2 separate regions of the Mus musculus genome follow, and region 2 is linked to region 1. The links are chromatin loops, found by intact Hi-C in ENCODE. Cell type or tissue: left cerebral cortex. All regions are shown on one strand. Links, peaks and the distances in the headings refer to the core of each region. The heading gives the core; the rest is flanking DNA.

Region 1 (9,724 bases), core at 993-8,992:
TTTTTGTATTTTGCATTTTCTTTGACTGTTGTGTCAATGTTTCTATGGTATTTTCTGCACCTGAGATTCTCTCTTCTATCTCTTATATTCTGTTGGTGATGCTTGCATCTATGGCTCCTGGTCTCTTTCCTAGGTTTTCTATCTCTAGTGTTGTCTCCTTTTGTGATTTCTTTATTGTTTCTATTTCCAGTTTTAGATCCTGGATGGTTGTTAAGTTCCTTCACCTGTTTGGTTGTGTTTTCCTGTAATTCTTTAAGGGATTTTTATGTTTTCTCTTTAAGGTCTTCTGTTAACCTGTGTTCTCTTGTATTTCTTTAAGGGGGTTATTTGTGTTCTTCTTAAATTCCTGAATCATCATCATGCAGTGTAATTTTAAATTAGAGTCTTGCTTTTCTTGTGTGTTGGGGTAACCAGGGTTTGCTGTGGTGGAAGAACTGGATTCTGATGATGCCAAGTCATCTTGGTTTCTGTTGCTTATGTTCTTGTGCTTGCCTTTTGCCATCTTGTTTTCTCTGGTGTTAGCTGGTCTTGCTGTCTCTGACTTTGGCTTGTCCCTCCTGCAAGCCTATGTGTACTCCTAGGAGACCAGTTCTTTCCAGGAGGAATTGGGTATGGAGAGATGTGGTATAGGGACAACTCTGGGGTGCAGACAGAGATCAGAAGGATCCTGTCCCCAGCTGATCTTTGGTTCTGTGTATTGATGACTCTGTGAGGGTCTCTCTTGGGCCAGGAATTTGAAGAGAAGTGGTGGTCTTACCTGTGCTCACAGGTGTATAGGTACTCCTGGGAGACCAGCTCTCCTGTGGATATTTGTGTATGTAGCTCTGTGGCACAGGATCAGCTCTGGGTGCAGACAAAGACTGGAATACTCAAGTCCCAGGCAGCCCCTTGGTTCCTGTGTCCTGAGGGTTCTGGGCAGGTTCCTCTGAGCATCAGTCCTACCTGAACTCACAGGCCTGTCCACACTCCTGTCCACAGGCTTGCTCCCTCCCGGCTCTATTTGGGTATGGAGCCCTGTGGCAGAGGATCTGCTACAGGCCACATTTCTTGATTTTTAAAGAAACAGCATTTAAAACATCCAGACGGACCCCATCTTTGGAATCCCCACACGTTGTGAATCTTAACTCCAGGATCCCTAGCAGGTTCTCCCTGTAAACACCAGAGAAAACCCCCAGTTCTTCCTGCAGTGGATTAAAAGAGATTGACCACATAAAAGTGAGTCTAGGGTGCTCTATTCTTGCCTGCACACAAAGGAAACTACTCCACCAGAGGCTACTGCCTAGAGAAGGAAAATCTCCAACTCAGTGCCGGGGAAGAGAGACTGAGAATATGAAGTTCTCGTCCCTCACACATACAGTCTTCCAGACAGACAGAGGCCTAATTACAGGACTATTAAGAAAGAACTTTAGACACGATTTGATCAGATTCTAACTATCATCCTCTGGTTTTCCAAGCACTCTAGAATATACGTCATCTCTTTGTAGCAATGTCTGGGTCAGGCTGGTGCTACAGTTTGGAGCTTGAACCTCCCCCTAAAGTCCATTTATCAACATGGAGACAATGGAACAGTTACAAGGACAGATCTAAGGAAATGAAGTTAGGTCATTGGGAGATTACATTTGTAGGGGATTAGGGGACCCAGCCCCTCCCTTCTCATCTTGTCTACCATGAAGTGAGCAGCTGCTTCCACCACAGTCCTCGCCATGTTCTTCTGTCTCACCACAGGCATGGAGGGAGATGGACTAAGATCACTAAGAGTGGCCAAAACAAACCTTTCTTCCTGTCAAGTTAACTGCCTAGGATATTTTGCCATGGTTACAGAAATCTGGCTAATATCACAGGAAAGAAGATGCCGTCCCACTTCAACAATAAGAAAGTAATGCACTGGGGAGTGGGGTCTAAACAGTGATGGGAACAAATTTTTAATCCGGTTATTCAGACTCAGTCCAGAGCAGTCTTCTTAAGCCACCTCTTCTTCTGCATAATCACAGGTTAGAAAAGTCACACCAGTCATGCATGGAGCTGGTATTATGGGCAGAGGACTTGGAGTTGATTGAGCCTTGTAAACTATAAGGCAAAGCTTGACAGAAAGTAGACTTAGAAGCAAAAATACATTATTAAAAAAACAAATTGTCACTAAACCAAACAGTCATTTAAAGAGTAGTTAGAAGTGAGTCCTTTTAGGTTAGGGCTCTCGTGATGAAGATATCCAGGAAAAGGGAACAGTATTATCCTCCACTATGAGACATCCTTCCAGTTGGTGCAAAAACACTCTGTTTTCAGTGTGAGAGAGCTCCTCCCTCCAGAAGCATACTGAAAATGAGGGGAGTGAAATGGTCCACAAGTAGCATAAGTGAGTATCAAAAATATCTATCATGGTTTGTAAGCAGTTTAAGTGAACACACTGACTCTGGGCTCTGAAGAGAAAGAAATGTTAATAAGATATAGAACTGCATGGGGGGGGGAGAGCATCCCACAAAAAAGGAACCTCTGCTCATAGTATCAGCTCCATGTGTGACTGGAGAAAATTTTCTAACCTTTGAATATACAGAAGAAGAGGTGGCATGCCTTCAACCCCAGCACTCAGGAGGCAGAGGCAGGGGGATCTCTGTGATTTTGAGGCCAGACTGGTTCACAGAGTGAGTTCCAGGACAGCTAGGACTACACAGAGAAACCCTGTCTCAAAAAAAAAAAAAAATGAAAGGAAATGAGTCCAGGCAATATGCACAAAGTGCCAGGACAGCAACTGTTCAAGAGCCACACAGTCAAGACCATTCCCTTTATAAACCATTCTGTGAGACTGAAGAGAAGCCCTTTCTGCCTCTGACTGTGATGCTGTACAAGGAACGGGGAGTTTCACCACGTGGAAGGGGTGTGAGTGTGCACAGAGACAAAATAAGGCTGATGGGGGAAGGCTGAGGATAGTGCCTTGTGCCCAGAGAACAGACACCAGTTATGTCATAGGGAGGCTTAGAAGCCTTGTTTCTCTCACTGATCCTTCCCCCCAACCCCATCTTCTAAACTGGCCTCAATTCAGGCCTTCTCAGCTATGGTAGGATCAGATATATATGAAATCATTCACAGAATTCTAGTAACAAAAGGAAAACTAGCATGCAGGACTCCTTCTTCCGGATAGTGTTGTTTAATAAGGAAGTCTAAGGCATCCATATCATCATGAGGCATCATGGGTGTGTGCAGTGTGCACACCCTCAAGACTAGAGGATAGGAAGGAAGCACCAAGAAGCATATTGCGGGTCATCTCCTAAGCTGAGCCCTTTAAAAAGCACAGGACTCTGAGAAAGAGGATAGACAAGGTAACAGGAATAGCTTGAACTATAGTGGAAAGTTACAAAAGAAATTGGGAGGTTGTGCCCAGAGCAACTTGGTGTTGCTGGAGTAATTAATGTATGTCTGATCAGAGAAGGCACAGAACCAGGTCCTGGAGAATCAGAAAGTCACTTAAATGCATTTGGGCTTTGATGTGTGTGTGTAGAAGGAACCTCCTTTAGAAAAGTTTAATCAGAGAGATGACTTTTCAGGGTCCAATTTATCTTTTGGAAACTTATAGAGATTTTCCTTTGTCTGCTGCACTGGCTGGCTGCATTGCAACTCTCTTTTTCTCTCTCCATCCCCATCTCTGGTCTCCACCCTCTTTCAGCACACCAAGTCTCTAAAACTCCCGTCAGCTTAGCAAAGTTCATGTCTTACACCTGTCCTCCTACAAAAGCTAGGTTCTGAATCTTCTACAATACCACAGGGTTTGGGCCTAAGCTAGCCTCTAACCTATCCTTTCCTAGGGCAAAATAAGCACAGTTAAGCCAGGCTCAGAGGCTCAGCAAGAAAAAAAAATCCATGTCCTGAAAGCCTGACAGACATCAGAGTATGATTTCTGAAAACCCAAGTGGAAGAAGAAAACCAACTCCCAAAAGCTGTCTTTTGGCCTCCACATGTGTGTGCCGACACACACTCACACAAGCAACAATAATAAATAAACTTAAACAACTAAAAGCTCATTCTCTATGTCTTGGAGGCTGTTATAAAAGTGTGCAAAAATAAGTCAAAAGTCATAGCTTAGGGCTGAGGTGTAGCTCAACAGCAGAACACTTGCCTGGTGCTTGCATGGCCCTGTGTTCTAGCCCCAGCACACTCACACAAAAAGCTCACCATCTCCCTGGAGTTGTTCTCAGACCCCACAAGCATATGGTACATGTAAGTACACACACACACACACACACACACACACACAAACACAGCACACATATAGAGATGGAGAGAGAGAAGTGTAACTCTCACCCTTCAACAAAGCAGCTTCCTTTTGCAGCAGAGACCATCACAGAAATCAGAAACCGGTACAAATGTAGAGAATGGCTGACTGTGTAATGCCCAACTCCTACTGATGCATCCATTACATAACCCCTGCCTAAGGCTTAAAAGATATTGCAGAAGAAGGGGAGACATGGTAGACATACTTTCATATGTCTACCATGCTCATAAAGACAGCTTACGTATTAACATTAAAAAGATAGATCCAGGTGCTGGTATGATAGTTCGGAGGGCAAAGACACTTGCTCCACAAGCCTAATGTGGATCTAAGGTCAACTCCACAGCCTACAGCAGAGAACAGAACTGCATACACAGCAATGTGCTCTGACCTCCACACTCTGCCAGAGCATGCACAACTACACACATGGACACACACACATAATTATGCAAGAGATATATATTGACAGGCTTCGCTCAAATGAAGATAATGGTGTGATCATATGTTGTGGAGAGAAAACCTCAGTCATTTTCACACTAGATAGGTTTAGCTCTGTAATTTTGGGAAGCAAATGGGTGCTTATTGTGGACACAAGCACCCACAGTTTTCCACAGTGACATCTTCTTCCTCCTCCTCCTCTTCCTCCTCCCCATCCTCCTCATCCCCCTGCTCCTACTCTTCCTCCTCCTCCTTTACCCCCACCCCCCTTCCCATCCTTCTAGTTTAATTTGCAGGGCATAATTTTAGTAGTATTAGTTGTCTTGGGGTGCGGTTTCCTTTAATGTTGTGTCTCATCTGACAGTTGGCCACAAGGTGGCACCAAACTCACACCTACAGGACAAAACTTGCTGGTTAGCTTTGGTTTTGTGCTCTTACTCATAAAGCATAAAACATTTTCTATGGGTTCCTTTATAGCTTATTATGAACGGATTTCCAGATAAAATAGTATGTGTGTGCAAACTTAAAACTTTTGCCACCTGCAAGAAACTTCAAAAGTAGACAGACCTCTTAAGATAAACCTATGTCAAATCTGTACAGATTTCAGTAGGTCGAGGGGTAGAAGGGTGGGTGTTAGCACTCTGTCTAAGTTCCTCCCCACAGTTACCTGGCAACAGCCAGGTAGCCCTGACCCACTATAAAAGGGGTTGCTTGCCCCCTCCTCCCTCTCTTGTTCTCTTGCCCTCTTGTTCTTCCTTTCTTGTTCCCTATCCCCTGTCCCCCTTCCCCCTTCCCTTTCCCATGTCATTCCCCCTCCTCTCTCCAAGTGCTCATGCCCAGCCTCTTCTCCTCTACTTCTCTCTCTCTCTCTCTCTCTCTCTCTCTCTCTCTCTCTCTCTCTCTCTCTCTCTGCCTCTACTACCCTCTTGATGCCCCTCCCTAATCCCTGAATAAACTCTATTCTATACTATACCATTGTGTGGCTGGTCCCTCAGGGGAAAGGGATGCCTTGGCATGGGCCCACTGAGACTCCCCCTTCCCCCATACCTGACTATGCCCCATAGGACATATGACCCCTTTTCTGTTTATCTTTTTATAAGCACATTATATAATGCCATGACTCAGATTTAGAAACTCTGCAGGTTTGCATCCCACCCCAGTGATCACATGGAGATCCATGCTTGATAGCTCAGAACTGGTCAACACTCCCCCACACACAACACCGGTCAGAGAAACCATCTGCATGGTCCCAGGGGAGCTTGGAGCTACCCCTGTGCTGCCCTGACCCTCGTTCTAGGACTCTTTCCCTCAGGTGAAACTTTCCTTTCTCCTTTTGAGACAGTTTCTTTCTCACAGCTAAGAATCCCAGGCCAGGCCTGGATAGTCTGCTCTCTGTGACTCAGGAGCACTGGCTCCAACCAGCTCCCATGTGTCTCAGCCATAGGTCAGTACTCGCCACTTTGTCCCTATTTACTGGGATGTCTTGGTCTAATTCACAGTTAACTGAAATCAATATCTCTACATGGCTGCTAAACTGGCATTTTCTCACTAGTGACCTGAAGCATAAACTTCCTCCTCCCCTCCCTTATTTGCAGTTTGCTTCCACCTGAAAAGTCCCCTTGCCAGGGACTCTGCTGCCCTCCCCGCTCTTGCATTTTCTCACTAGCTCTGCTCCCGTTCACTTCAGAGTGAGAATAGCATGCTGGGATACAGAACACCTACTTCAGGAGCTTCCTCTGCTCCACCCCATGAGAACTCCAACAGCCTGAAGCACTGGGCCACAGCTTCTAGCTGCTAAGTAGGAAGTTCCACCCTGCACCCGGTCAAAGTAAACACACCTTCGCTGCTCCTGTGTCCACCACCACACAGCAGAGCCAACCTGACCTGCTGGCCCCAGCACTGCCTCTGCCTCAGCCGCTCCCATGGGGTCCGCAATGCGATGCCACCTCTGTGGGGCCCTCAACATGGCGCTGCTCCGACCCACTGGACACAGAGCCACGCAACCTACCGGGCACAGTGCAGGATGCCCTGACCCACCAGCCATGCAGCAGTGCTTTTTTTCTACTTATACAACCTGTCAAAGTTACTTAAGATTTTCATTTCTATCCTGTCTTGATAGACGATGGTTTCTTTTACTACTGCCATTAAATTCTATTCAGTTATAACCAATCGATATAGCCCTCAATCCTGTCAGAAGTCTGCTAGTTATTAAGATTATGACAGAGTTCCCAAAGCCTTTAACAGTTAACCCCACGAGGTCTCAGAAGTCTTGGACATAGCTACAAGATACTGCCTAGATTGTGATATGATAATTACTGAGAAACACAGTGAACAAAACTAGATACCCTGAGTCAAATGGCTTAGCTAAACCAAGGTAAGCCATTTCTCATGTCACACGCATCCATTCCACAGAGAAAAAGCCCTGCTGTCTTCTGGGCTTGAAAGCCACACTGACTCTCCTCAGGTTGCCATGGAAACCATGGAGCCCACAGGGAACTGTTGGCTATTGAACTCTGTCATTTTTTAAATAATATATAACTGATAGATGATTGGTTATTCTTTCTCAGACTTCTGACTACATTTACAGCTAAGATAACTATAACTTGACAGCTAAGAAAATCTTTCACAGATGCAATCTGTTATCTCCTTACCTAAACTCAGTTTCCATTGATTAAATGTTTCATATTTCCTCTTCTTGCTATGCCACTGTCCTAACATTATTCGAGTTTTTAACTCTAATGAAACATTCCACTATACGATCCAACCTTTTAATCACAAATTCTTGTTCCTTCTGCTCCACAAAAGGCTCATCTTAAAGACTGTTCATGGTGTTAACTCGTGCTGTTATCTCTTTTGTAAACTTTTAAGCTATAGGAAACCCAGCTACTCAGAGCCACCTCTCATGGACCACATAGGCTCCACCCAGATAAGTACATCTGCCCAAGGTTCCCACGTACTACCCATTCCAGAGGGTGGGATTCCTCTGGGTTTCAAGTGTACATCTTAAGAAAAAAAAAGTTTTTCTTTCTCCCAAAGGTATTTAATCTTATTCTCTACCTATAATAATGTGCTTCAGCATCTTGTCATGTCCAGGCACTTACTACATCCAGGACAGCTCCAGAGAAGCAACTTCCAGATGCTCCAATCTCCTCTCTCTCTCTCTCTCTCTCTCTCTCTCTCTCTCTCTCTCTCTCTCTCTCTCACACACACACACACACACACACACACACACACACACACACTTCTACTGGACCTGTTCCTTCTGACCTATCCTCAGATGTCCACCCTGGACAGCAGGAAACAGCCAACTCTCCTAAAACGGGACGAACAATCCCCACACCCACTCTTCTAGGTTCCTTAGAGACACGTCACCCCCAGTGCCAGCATGAAGCAGCCAGATATCACGATGACCTTATTCCTGCCTCACCATCACCTTTTTCTAATTTTTTTTTTCTTTTTAAATTAAACCAAAATGGGGGAATGTTAGCATTCTGTCTAAGCTCCACCTCAGTTACCTGGCAGCAGTCAGGTGTGCTCCTCCCCACAGTTACCTGGCAACAGCCAAGTAGGCCTGACCCACTATAAAAGGGGTGCTTGCCCCCTCCTCCCTCTCTTGTTCTCCTGCCCTTTTGTTCTTCCCTTCTTGTTCCCTGTCCCCTTCCCCCTTCCCTTTCCCATTCTGTTCCCCCTCCTCTCTCCAAGTGCTCATGGCCGGCCTCTCCTCTACTTCTCTATTCTCTCTCTCTCTCTCTCTCTCTCTCTCTCTCTCTCTCTCTCTCTCTCTCTCTCTCTCCCTTTCTATGCCTCTATTACCCTCTTGACTCCCCTCCCCTTGTCCTGAATAAACTCTATTCTATACTATACCCTTGTATATCTTCCTCAGGGGAAGGGATGCCTTGGCATGGGCCCGCTGAGACTCCCCCTTCCCCCATACCTGACTATACCCCCATAGAACAACTTCCCCCTTTTCTCTTTCTCTTTTTATAAACACATCAGTGGGGGATGCATATAAATACTAAAGGTAAATGTTCCTTTCTCAGAATATAATCCAAGAACAGAGTTATGTGAAGAGAATTGTAAGTGCTTGTGAGAAAACTTGAAGAAAATAAGACAAGAGACTTGTGACCTCAGTTTCTTCAAAACAAAGAATTGTTCTTGGGATGTGCTGTTGTACCTAGGCACAGTGGATAGGAGTTAGCTTACTTCAGATTATTCATTACAACTGGCTGTTGTTATTTGTTTATATGCCTGTATGGAAAACCGTGGTTTTGCCACATGTACCTTGTCCTTGTGATTGTACACTTTACTAATGTGACTCTTCCTAACCTTCAGAGTATAAACTCTCTGATGCGCTGAAGAAAGCCCTCTGTGACATGAGACTGTAGTCCACGCCCTTTTTAGAATCCATTCTCCCAGGTTCCATTGCCAATGAGACCAGAAAACATCCCTGTTCTTATGGTAAAAATCCTGACTAATTTAGCACCCTAAATGGTATCCAGAAATTTCTTGTTCTTCCTTTGTTTTTCAGTTGCATCTGATTGAGCTTCTTAAAACTGCGTGTTATTTAAAAGTTGAAACAGATTTGCAATTAATACTTAATGTAGTAGGTTATGGTAATTTTACAGGGATAAGATCTATTGGGGGAGAATTCTACTTTCTATTCTCTTCTATTCTCCACCCTATGAACCCTGTTCCTGGGTGATTTAGAGTCTGACATAAAGCCCTAAGAACTCATAATGAAAGCCCTCTGGAAACAGACACCACACATCACTATGAGTTAGAGGAGATTTCTGCCAATTAAAAGGGAGCTCACTGTGCCCTGGCCTCTGGGAGCCAAGCCTTCTATTTTGGGAAAGGAAAAAAAAAAAAAAAAAAAAAAAAGGAGGTTTGAAGAGTAATAGTGTCCTCAAAGGGTCCAGCTTCCTCTCAGCATGGAAAGGGGTAGCTGCCAGGGTAAGAAGCTGCTTTCTACCCGTTCCCAGCAGTCACTACAGATAAGGGTGACCACTTACGAAAGGTTTATAG
Region 2 (9,724 bases), core at 977-8,976, 240 kb after region 1:
GAATTTATTGTAATGAGTTATAGTCTGCAGTCCAACTAACCCAACAATAGGCAGCTGTAAATAGGAAGTCCAAGAATCTAGTAGTTGCTCAGTCCCACGAGGCTAGTTGTTTCAGCTGGTCTGTATAAGCTGGGATCCTGAAGAAGTAGTTTCCAACAGATGTGCAAGCAGGCAAAGAACTAAGCCTTCCTTCTTCCAATGCCCTTATGTAGGCCTCCAGCAGAAAGTGTGGCCCAAATTAAAGGTGTGTGCCACCACAACTGGATCTGGAACTTGCTCTGTCCCAGGCTGACCTTGAACTCAATGATATGCTTGCCTCATTCTTCTGGGATTAAAGGCATATACTACCTTAACTGGGCCTAAGCTTTTCATGGCCGCTATGCCTCAAGATCTGGATCAAAAGTATGTGTCATCCCAAGTCAAGATCTGAGTCAGAAACCCGTGTCTTCTAGCCTCATGATCTGGATCACAGGTGTGCCCTCCATTTCTGAACTGTAGTTCATTCCAGAAGTTGACAACTAGGAATAGCCACCACACCTGTATAGCCTAGGCTGGCCTCACACTATGGAGGACCCCCAGCCTCTGTCTCCTAAGTGGCAGCAGCTGTGGTTACAGAAGTGTACCAGACATCAACTGTTTCTCTGACACTCACTTTGGTACAGGATTCCAACGGTGTGTGTGGCATGATGGGGAATTGCCCAGTCTTTGAGGATTTCTGTTGCATAGGACTAGACTATCCTCCAAGCCCAGCTACCACCATCTTCAGGATGCTTAAATGGGCCTGTCTGCATAAGATAGCACTCCCTGATAGCAGGACTGGATAGGGAGGTTCGTGGGACTCCCTCCTGAGCATCCCTCTCAGCCAACCAAATCCAATACTGCTGTAATGACACGTGGGCTCTGGGAACTCAAGGGGAGCAGATGCCCAGCTATCACATCCAGCCGTGAGCTTGAGCTTGTCGCCAGCCTTGCTAAGTGCAGACTTTACATTTACTTTCGGATTGCCCAAACTCCTGAAAACCCTCCTGCATGCTCCGGAAGTGACCCTAATAATGTCTCTACTATTGGGATCCTAGGAGGAGGGAGGTAGACATTGCCTTCTTTTATTATTATTATTATTACTAATAATAATAATAATTTATTTATTTGGTTCTTTTGAGACAGGGTTTCTCTGTATAGCTCTGGCTGTCCTGGAACTCACTTTTAGACCAGGCTGGCCTCGAACTCAGAAATCTGCCTGCCTCTGCTTCCTGAGTGCTGGGATTAGAGGTGTGCGCCACCACGCCCGGCTGACATTGCCTTCTTACACTTTACCCTCAGCAGCTTCTTTATGGAAGTGACATTTGTTTATTTTTATGTGGGGATTAGTGGGGGTGGGGATGGGGGTAGGGATGGTGGTGTCTTGGAACTCACTCTGAAACAGGCTGCCGAGGGTGCGCCCTCCCCGACTCCAGTCTGACACCAGGATTGATATAGCTGCAGGAGGCTTAGCCCCCTGACGTGAGTACTGGGATTCTCTGGAAGAGCAACAAGTGGAATTTTGGGCTGAGTCTAAAAGCGTCAGCTGGGGTTATACACATATTCACATTAGATATAAGATCTGTAGTATAATTGTTAAGTGGTCAGTGACCCAGGCAAGTCCTTTTGCCTCTTCGTGCCTCAGAGATAGCACTGCTAACGACGGATATACGAGTTTGGTCCACACTGTGACTGTTGCTGCAGTATTTAAAGAACTTCAGCCTGTAAGGTGTGGGAAGCACGAAGAGACAGAGACATATACTCTGTGTCCTAGGCGTCACAAGTCCTTCAACTAAATAAACCTCTCCTCCAAATATAAAAGAGAATGGTTACATCTGTTGTTTCTGCCTATTTGGAAACCTCCATTAGAGCCAAGGCGGCTCCCCAAGGTTGGCGGTGATCACGAAGAAACCGCAGACGCCCCCGGAGAGGGATCTAGAGTCCGGGGAGGCCGGCATCAACGAACGGACCCGCCAGCATGTCCCACTGTGATTGGCTCGGCTGGCCCCCGGCAACCAATCAGCATAGCGTTTGTTGAGCAGCGGCAGCAAGCTGGGTACACAAGTGACCTGAGCGAGCTGCGGGTGGGCGGCGGGGCCATGAACCTGGGGTAAGCCGGCGGGGACTCGCTGGGCTGTAACTTTCAGCCGGCGCGTGGCGGCGGGCGGGGTTCCGGGTCCAGCGCGGACCGTGGTGTTGGAGCGCCCCGGAGGGGAGATGGCGCCCCAGAGGGCGAGATGCTCGGGGAGCTACGGCTGCCCCGTACTGAGCTGGAGCATCCTCAGCTGGGGCTGGACCGAGTCTGGGGTGCGGTCTTCATCTTCAGAAGTTCATCGTTTTAGGAAAACCAGCCACCAGACCTAGACGTAACCGCGCATCCAGAAGCTGAATGTTAGGTTCTCTTCTGGGAGTTTAGAAATCAATGAGGCAGCCTGCCCCGTAAGCTTGCGGGGCGGTAGTATAGAGACTTAGCAACTTCAGATTCATTCAAGAGGTTGCCTTCTAACGTACCCATGAGCTGTTTGTAGTCCTGCAACGGGGTGGCCTCTGACAACCTATATCTCCCAGATTGTTTCCTTTTACAAACGCAGGCACTTTGATTCTCGCTACCAAAGCAACTCTGAGTTTAAAGTTGCTAGTCAACCTGCTCGCCCTTAATTTCTTGGTTTGGTATTTTCTCTTTGACGTTGTCGTCATTACTGTTCATAGACACATAACGCCCACCCCGTTCCCACCCCACCCCCGTAAGACTGTGTAATACTGTGTGTAGAATCCCATCAGAATTTTGTTGACTTTAATAGACAACGTAAGTTTTGCTGGTAGTGTTTACCGTTTCTTTATGGTGGCGCTTTTGACATGTAAAGTGTCATATTAGCCAAAGTTTATTGTTTATTTATTAAGATAGTAATAGAGTCACTAAAGCAATCGTGTAGTATATGAAATAGTCCAAGTTGTGTGGAATTCTGTATTTAAGCAGCCGTCACATTGGTGACCATTTTAGCCATCTTTCAGTCGCGTCTATTCCTCCTTGGAATCTGTCAGTCATGAAATTGTTAAAAACAAAACAAAACAAAAAACGCATAAATAGCTTATCTATGTCTTGTACCTGGCTAAGGAGTTCTGGTAGCAGCATGGGACTTTTGGTATAGAGCTGCAGGTTAAAGGATGCTGCAATAACTGGGTTGCTTTATTTCTTACCAGTAACAAAAACCAGGTTTCAGGTTAAACATGACACATGCTGGCCTCACTGAAAAGTTGTAAGAAAGTCTTTTGTATTTTTTTCCCTCTTAGGTTAAAAAAAATGTGTATGTATGAACACATATATACACATACTTTTTAAATACTTATTTTAATTTTATGTGAATGGGTATCGTGCCTGCATGTAAGTCTGTGGGCCACTTGTGCTGGTGCCCTTGGTGACCCGAGGGGCCTTTACAGACACTTGTTAACTGCAATGTTGGTTCTGCTTGCCAAGAATAGACAGTGCTCCTCACTGCTGAGCTGTCTCTCCAGCCTTGAAAACAATATTTTAAAATTTAAAGACTACTTTGAGGGAGGTTCAGGCAGGTGAATCAGGAATTCAAAGCCAGCCTGGTCAACCAGCCTGGTCTACATACATAGTGAGTTTGAGGGCAGCTTGGGCTATGTGAATTAAAAGAAACAACCAACCAAAACCCCTGCTTTGATGGTCATGTGATTCCTGTATACATTCAAAGGTATAGGTTTACTTTCAAGGTTCATATAAATATCCCTGGCTGCTATTTAGTGAAAGTTGTTAAATTAAACTTGTCAAAACAATTTTCTTTTATATTGCAGAGATGGTTTAAAGCTTGAAACTGAATTACTGGATGGAAAAACCAAGTTAATACTGTCCCCATATGGTATGCTGTGTTTTTGGACGTCGAAAATGTTTGTATGTAGACTATGTGGTAGTTTAATAGATGTTTGTTTTGCTTGTATAGTTAAATGACACTTGGAAAAAGCCTCTTTTTAATGTCTACAAATTGATATTTATCCAAGTAAAGTCAGATTGTGACAGTGATCACTATTGTCTATGTTGGTTCATAAAATATATTTCATGTGTAATGTTTTTGGTGTTACCATACCTTGTTGCCTAATAAGTAATACAGGTAGAGTTCAGATAATTCTTAAAGATTTATTTATTTATTTTATGCATGTGAGTATACTGTAGCTGTACAGATGGTTATGAGCCTTCATGTGGTTATTGGGAATTGAATTTTAGGACCTCTGCTCGCTCCAGTCAGCCCCGCTCACTCTGGTTGGTCAGTTCCACTCGCTCAGTCCCTGCTTGCTCCAGCCCAAAGTTTTATTATTATACATAAGTACACTGTAGCTGTCTTCAGACGCACCAGAAGAGGGCGGCAGATATCATTACGGGTGGTTGTGAGCCACCATGTGGTTGCTGGGATTTGAACTCAGGACCTTCTTAAGATCAGTCAGTGCTCTTACCCACTGAGCCATCTCGTCAGCCCTGAGTTCAGATAATTATGTTGTGTGAGAAAGTTAAATTTATATAGTACAACTACAGTTGCTAAAGTCTTTTTTAAAATCATTAGTTTTTAGATTCAGTACAGTTTTTTAGTCTTCTCCGTCAATTACTTGCCTGATCACCACCACCATTTGTTTATTGTCTTTCCTTGGAAAGACTATTGAAATAAAAGTGAAATGGGAGTGAATATTTGAACCACCACATTGAAAAAGTGGGAATACTCAGGTGGGACTTGCGGTTAATGCTTTTGGGATAGTAATTTTATCCTAACATCTTAATTCGTTCTTAGCATTTTCTTTTATCACTGCCTTAATATGTTTTGGGTTTTATAGTTTAGTAATTTTATTTTCTTTTGTAGAGCATAAATCAAAAGTTTCTGTGAAGGTAAGCCAAGTGATTTTGACCCTACCTGTTTTCACGTGAAAAATGCATCTTTCCATTGGTTTTACTTATTGAGTCACAGCCTCTCCGTTGGACTCCGTGCAGATAGATAGGCAAGCTAGGCTGCTTTCGCTGGAGGATTGCCTGTGTCTGCTTTTTACTTGCTAGAATTGCAGACGAACCTTTATATGTACCCAGCATTTATGTGTGCTCCGAGCATCCATACATTGGTCCTCACAGTTTCATGGCAAGCACTTTTAACTACTGGGCTGGCTCCCTAACCTGAACTTTGTCTTTATAGTGTAAGAAGTATTGATGAGCTTGGTTAAGAAAAGGCAACATACTATTAAAAAGGTGTTTTATGACATAATCTTGTTCAGTAAGCTCTTGGGAGTAATTTGGACCTTGGTTGCTTTTCTTGCTCAGTAACCTGAACATAACTGAATCTTTATAGGGAAGTCTGACACACACACACATACACACACATTCTCTCTCTCTGTGTCTCTCTCTGTCTCTCTCTCTCTGTCTCTCAGCCTGCTTTCATTATTCCTCTTTGGTAGTGTGTACAATTGGACTAAATGTACCTTAACATGGCACGATGACAGAATTTTTGGTTTTTTAGAAGACTTTTCTGCATATTATTTCTGGTACAACTGGAATGTGGCAAGACTCCAGCTGGTAGGTTTTCCCAGCAGTTGAGAAAGCTCCGCCATGGCCTAGAGCCTCAATGGCTTTATTTGTCACCTTCAGGAGAGGGGACAGTTAGAAAGAGCCACCCGTGTCTTCTAGAGAAGCGAGGCTTAGGTCTGTCTGTCTTACTGTCTGTCTGTCCTGAGGAGTTAGATGGGCGTTAGAGGTGCCAGAAAAGAGGACACTGGAGAGCAAGTCCAGTCAGTGTTGGAGACCAAGAGAGGGCTCGTGAGTGAGGTGGCTCTGTAATTAGGAGCTTAGAGATGAGAAAGGTAGTTATTAGGTAAAGAAGTTGGAAAGTATAGTCCAGGCTTGCAGGAAATATTACAAGATGCCAAGTGATGAGAAATAAGTTGACTGTTGAAATGGTGTATTTGGGGACGTTTAGGACATAAAGCTTAGGTAGAGAGTTCGAATTGATGCTCAAGGACCTTGCAAATGCTGTGACACATTATCAGGGAATCCATTAAAGACTTTATAAAAAATAAATAAAAAAGTGGATTTCACTGTATAGCTCAGGCTAGCATAGGACTCTGTTGTCCTCCCTCCTCAGCCTCCAGGGCTGGGATTACAGGTATGCACTACCAAGCTCAGCTCAGTATAGGATTTGTGATAAGGGAAGTAGCTATAATCTAATTTTTCTTTGGAAGAAAGCACAACGGGTAGCTGGGGGCATGCTTTGGAAAGTGGCAGGAAAGGAGCTGGAGCAAACGGTCAGCATGGCTGTCCGCCTGCAGCTTATCAGAAGAAAAGGAGAGACAGACAGACAGATGGAAGCGCTCGCACTCGGGACACCTAATCCTCCCTGACAGCAGGGCTCTTTTCTTAACCATGTTCTTGTATTCCTGACACCTGTCATAAAGCTAAGCACATAGAAAGAAAGGGAGTGCTTGGGATGACGGGGAGGAGAGAGGAGAGAAGGTTGTAATATGCTAGTGAAGACCTGAACGTAGGCCTGTCGACATATAAGTAGCAAAGAAATTTCCAAACAAAAAGCATTCAATATATGCTAGTTAGCTAAGGGAGACCCTGACGGAAGAGGGTCAGATATGATCCCATGGTTACTGGGAGTATTTTTGAGAAGGAGGCTAATTTTGAAGCAAGAATAAAGAATTCAGTGGCATAGGAGGTGTAGTTAAGGATGTTCAATTTAAACACTGACCCTGCTATACTCATGTTGTAGGTCCAGAGGACAGAGAGGTGACAAACAAAACAAAACTCTGTTCTGTGGAGTTTACACTGGGATGTGGAATGCAATAAACTAAGGCAATAAATAAAGAAATAAATAAATAACAAAGGAGGAAGGCAGGGTCACAGAGGGAGGGAGCCTGGCAGCAGTGGGGAGGGATAAGTAGTGCCAGAGAGGGAGAGCAGGAGCTTAGGGGAGGTGCTCTGGGTGATGGGGGGGTGGAGTGGGGGTAGGAGCTTAGAGGAAGTGCTCTGGGTGATGGTGGGGTAGGAGTTAGGAGCTTAGAGGAAGTGCTCTGAGTGATGGTGGGACAGGAGTTAGAAGCTTAGTAGAGGCTCTCTGAGTGATGGGGGGTTGAGGGGGCAAGCAGTGAGGGAAAGAGCTGTGTGGAATGTGAAGTAGCCATGTTCTAGCGAGAGCCACGAGTTGGTGCTTCAGTCTTGGTGAGGTCGTGGAGCATCTAAGGAGCTCATGTGGTCAGAAACTAAGATAGAAAATGAGGACAGGCAGGGGCTGGCAAGATGGTTCAGCTGGTAAAAGTGCTTGCCTCCAAGTCTGATCCCCAGAGCCCATACAGTGGTAGGAGAGAAACAATGCCTACAAATTGTCCCCTGCCCCCAGCCAGTAAAGAACTAGTAGAAAGAAAATAAGGTTAGATATAAATAGACAATGGAGGCAAAGAGGCAAGAGCAGATTATGTGAGAAATTCAGCTGTGCCTCCGAGCACAGAGGGCGGCATGGGAAGCGTCCGAGGATAACAGCGCGCTCTGCCCTCCAGGGTGTGAATTGCTGGAGAGAAGCAAGGGTGGAAGTCGGGTAGCGGTTCACGTAAGAGCTGGTACCACAATCTGCAATGTCCTGCCTCATATTCCAGAACAGCTACAACTCCAGGCATACATCACCAGACCGAGCTTGAGGTTAAACATTTTTTAGATAGTGAAATAATAGCATGCTTGCGTTAAGTTACTTTTGATCCAAATGAAGAGAAAGTGTTTTGATGAGAGAGAGAAAATTGCCAGGAAGTAGGAGAGATGGATTGGTTGATCTCCCCTGCCTCCTCAAATAAGATTTATGGCGCTGGAGAGTTGTCTTAGTAGTTAGGAGCACTGGCTGCTCTTCCAGAGGACCTGGGTTCAATTCCCAGCACACACATGGTGGCTCACAACCATCTGTAACTGGAGTCTCAGGGGATCCCATGCACTCCTCAGGCTTCAAGTACTACATAGATGTAGTACAGACATACATGCAAGCACAACACCTATAGACGTAAGATAAAATGAACACTGAGGAGACTTATGGATTTTATGTGAGTAGAAAGGACAAGAATGTTGAGCACAGGAGTTAGTAGAGATTTGATGATACGTTTCTTTTTAAGATCCTTTTTAGTTGGATGTGTACATGTGTTTCTGGGTGGGGTCTGTGTATGTGAGCCTTCAGAGGCCAGAAGCATAGGAGCTGCAGTTGCAAAAAGTTGTGAGCTGCCTGACCTGGATGCTAGGAACCTGACTCGGGTCTTTGGTTTTCTCTAAGAGCATGACATGCCTTGGCCACTATCATATCTCCCCAGCCCCGGTGATAGAATCTTACACGTAAGTTCTGTAGCTGTCCTCAGACATCCCAGAAGAGGGTATCAGACCTCATTACGGATGGTTGTGAGCCATCATGTGGTTGCTGGGATTTGAACTCACGACCTTCGGAAGTGCAGTCGGTGCTCTAAATATTTCGGTATAAGATTTTCAGTGAAATTGCTAAATCTTCAACTGAGAATAGAATAAGAGAAATATTAGGTCTTTTGAAAATGAGAAGAATAGAGAGCATATAAATTTGCTAAATGCAGGACTTCCAGGTAACCTATTTGATATTCTTGGTATGGGTATAAATGAAATTAGTTTCCATAGTTTCGTCATTGGTACTTACACGCTCTCTTAGTTAGGGTTTTATTTCTTTGAACAGACACCATAACCAAGGCAATTGTTACAAGGACAACATTTAATTGGAGCTGGCTTACAGGTTTAGTCCATTGTCATCAAGGCGGGAACATGGCAGCATCCAGGCAAATGTGGGGCTGGAGGAGCTAAGAGCTCCATCTCTTGTTCCAAAGGCAGCTAAGACTAGGTTCTCAAAGGCTACTCCCACTGTGCCATACTTCCTCCAACAAGGCCACACCTACTCCAGCAAGGCCATACTTCCTAATAGTGCCATTCTCTGGGCCACGCATATTCAACCCACCATACATGCTATAGAGAACTAGACTTTTCTAAGAGTTAGGATTTGCTTCGTATGTGTGATAGACTGCAGAATGAAAAATAACAAATGAAATGTCTAGTTGGTGGTGACACTGAAGATTTTTAAGAGAAATGAGAGCAGGCGAGAGGTTTAAGGATGGGCTGGTGGTAGAGCCCACTCAGGTAAGCAGGACTTGGAGCTGGAGGTGGGGAGAATGAGCTGGAAAGCAGGTCGTCATTATCTGGAACTGTAGAGAGCTTGACAGGGTCAGCATAGGACCCCTGGGGGAATGAGGGAGGTCATGTGGAGAACAATATAGGAGGAGACTGTGAGGAGGTGAGTGGCCACGGAGAGTAGAAGAACACAGCAGCCATTAATACAAGACTGGGACTGGAGAGAGGGAGACCAAGTAGCTAAGTCATGGAGGGATAAGGACCAAAAACCTAAAAGAGGCAGTTTATGTAAGTTATATAATGTAATGAGACAAAATTCAAAGCTGGCATAGAATGGGGATGACCCATAACATACAGTTTTATTTGTATTCTTTATTATCTGGAGTCAAAGTCATTTCTCATTGTTGACTCTTTCAGGGCGGAGTCTGCAAAGCCTTTAACCATAACAGCCTCTTATGGTTGTCGTATCTAACTAAGCAAACAGAAAAGTTTAAGGCCTGATTTATCACAGATTTTAAATGGTGATTGTTAGCTGGG

Evidence for each region. A loop is a pair of places that touch in the nucleus more often than their neighbours do. Peaks named below come from ENCODE experiments on the same cell type or tissue, not always from the same donor. Only the 100,000 strongest peaks of a DNase experiment are listed, where the experiment ranks them.
Region 2: a loop joins it to region 1, with 3 times the contacts of the local background. A loop is called at or near these places in 12 of 42 quality-filtered maps.

Annotation. Positions count from the first base shown.
Region 1 is chr14:27,737,073-27,746,796 of GRCm38, reverse strand. The region is part of intron 2 of Erc2 (ELKS/RAB6-interacting/CAST family member 2); the gene reads right to left. Among named protein-coding and RNA genes, the nearest start is that of Gm45645, 99 kb to the left of the region's middle. In left cerebral cortex, for the core only: a CTCF peak has its summit at 5,089 (motif pointing right); DNase peaks (open chromatin) are centred at 2,872, 5,083, 6,507 and 7,150; H3K27ac peaks cover 399 bases.
Region 2 is chr14:27,500,826-27,510,549 of GRCm38, reverse strand. It overlaps Ccdc66 (coiled-coil domain containing 66), which reads left to right and starts at 2,090. Exons shown (of 18, transcript NM_177111.3): 1 at 2,090-2,128; 2 at 3,835-3,899; 3 at 4,887-4,912. The coding sequence starts at 2,118. In left cerebral cortex, for the core only: CTCF peaks have their summits at 2,263 and 4,380 (motif pointing right); a DNase peak (open chromatin) is centred at 2,018; H3K4me3 peaks cover 1,796 bases; H3K27ac peaks cover 1,063 bases.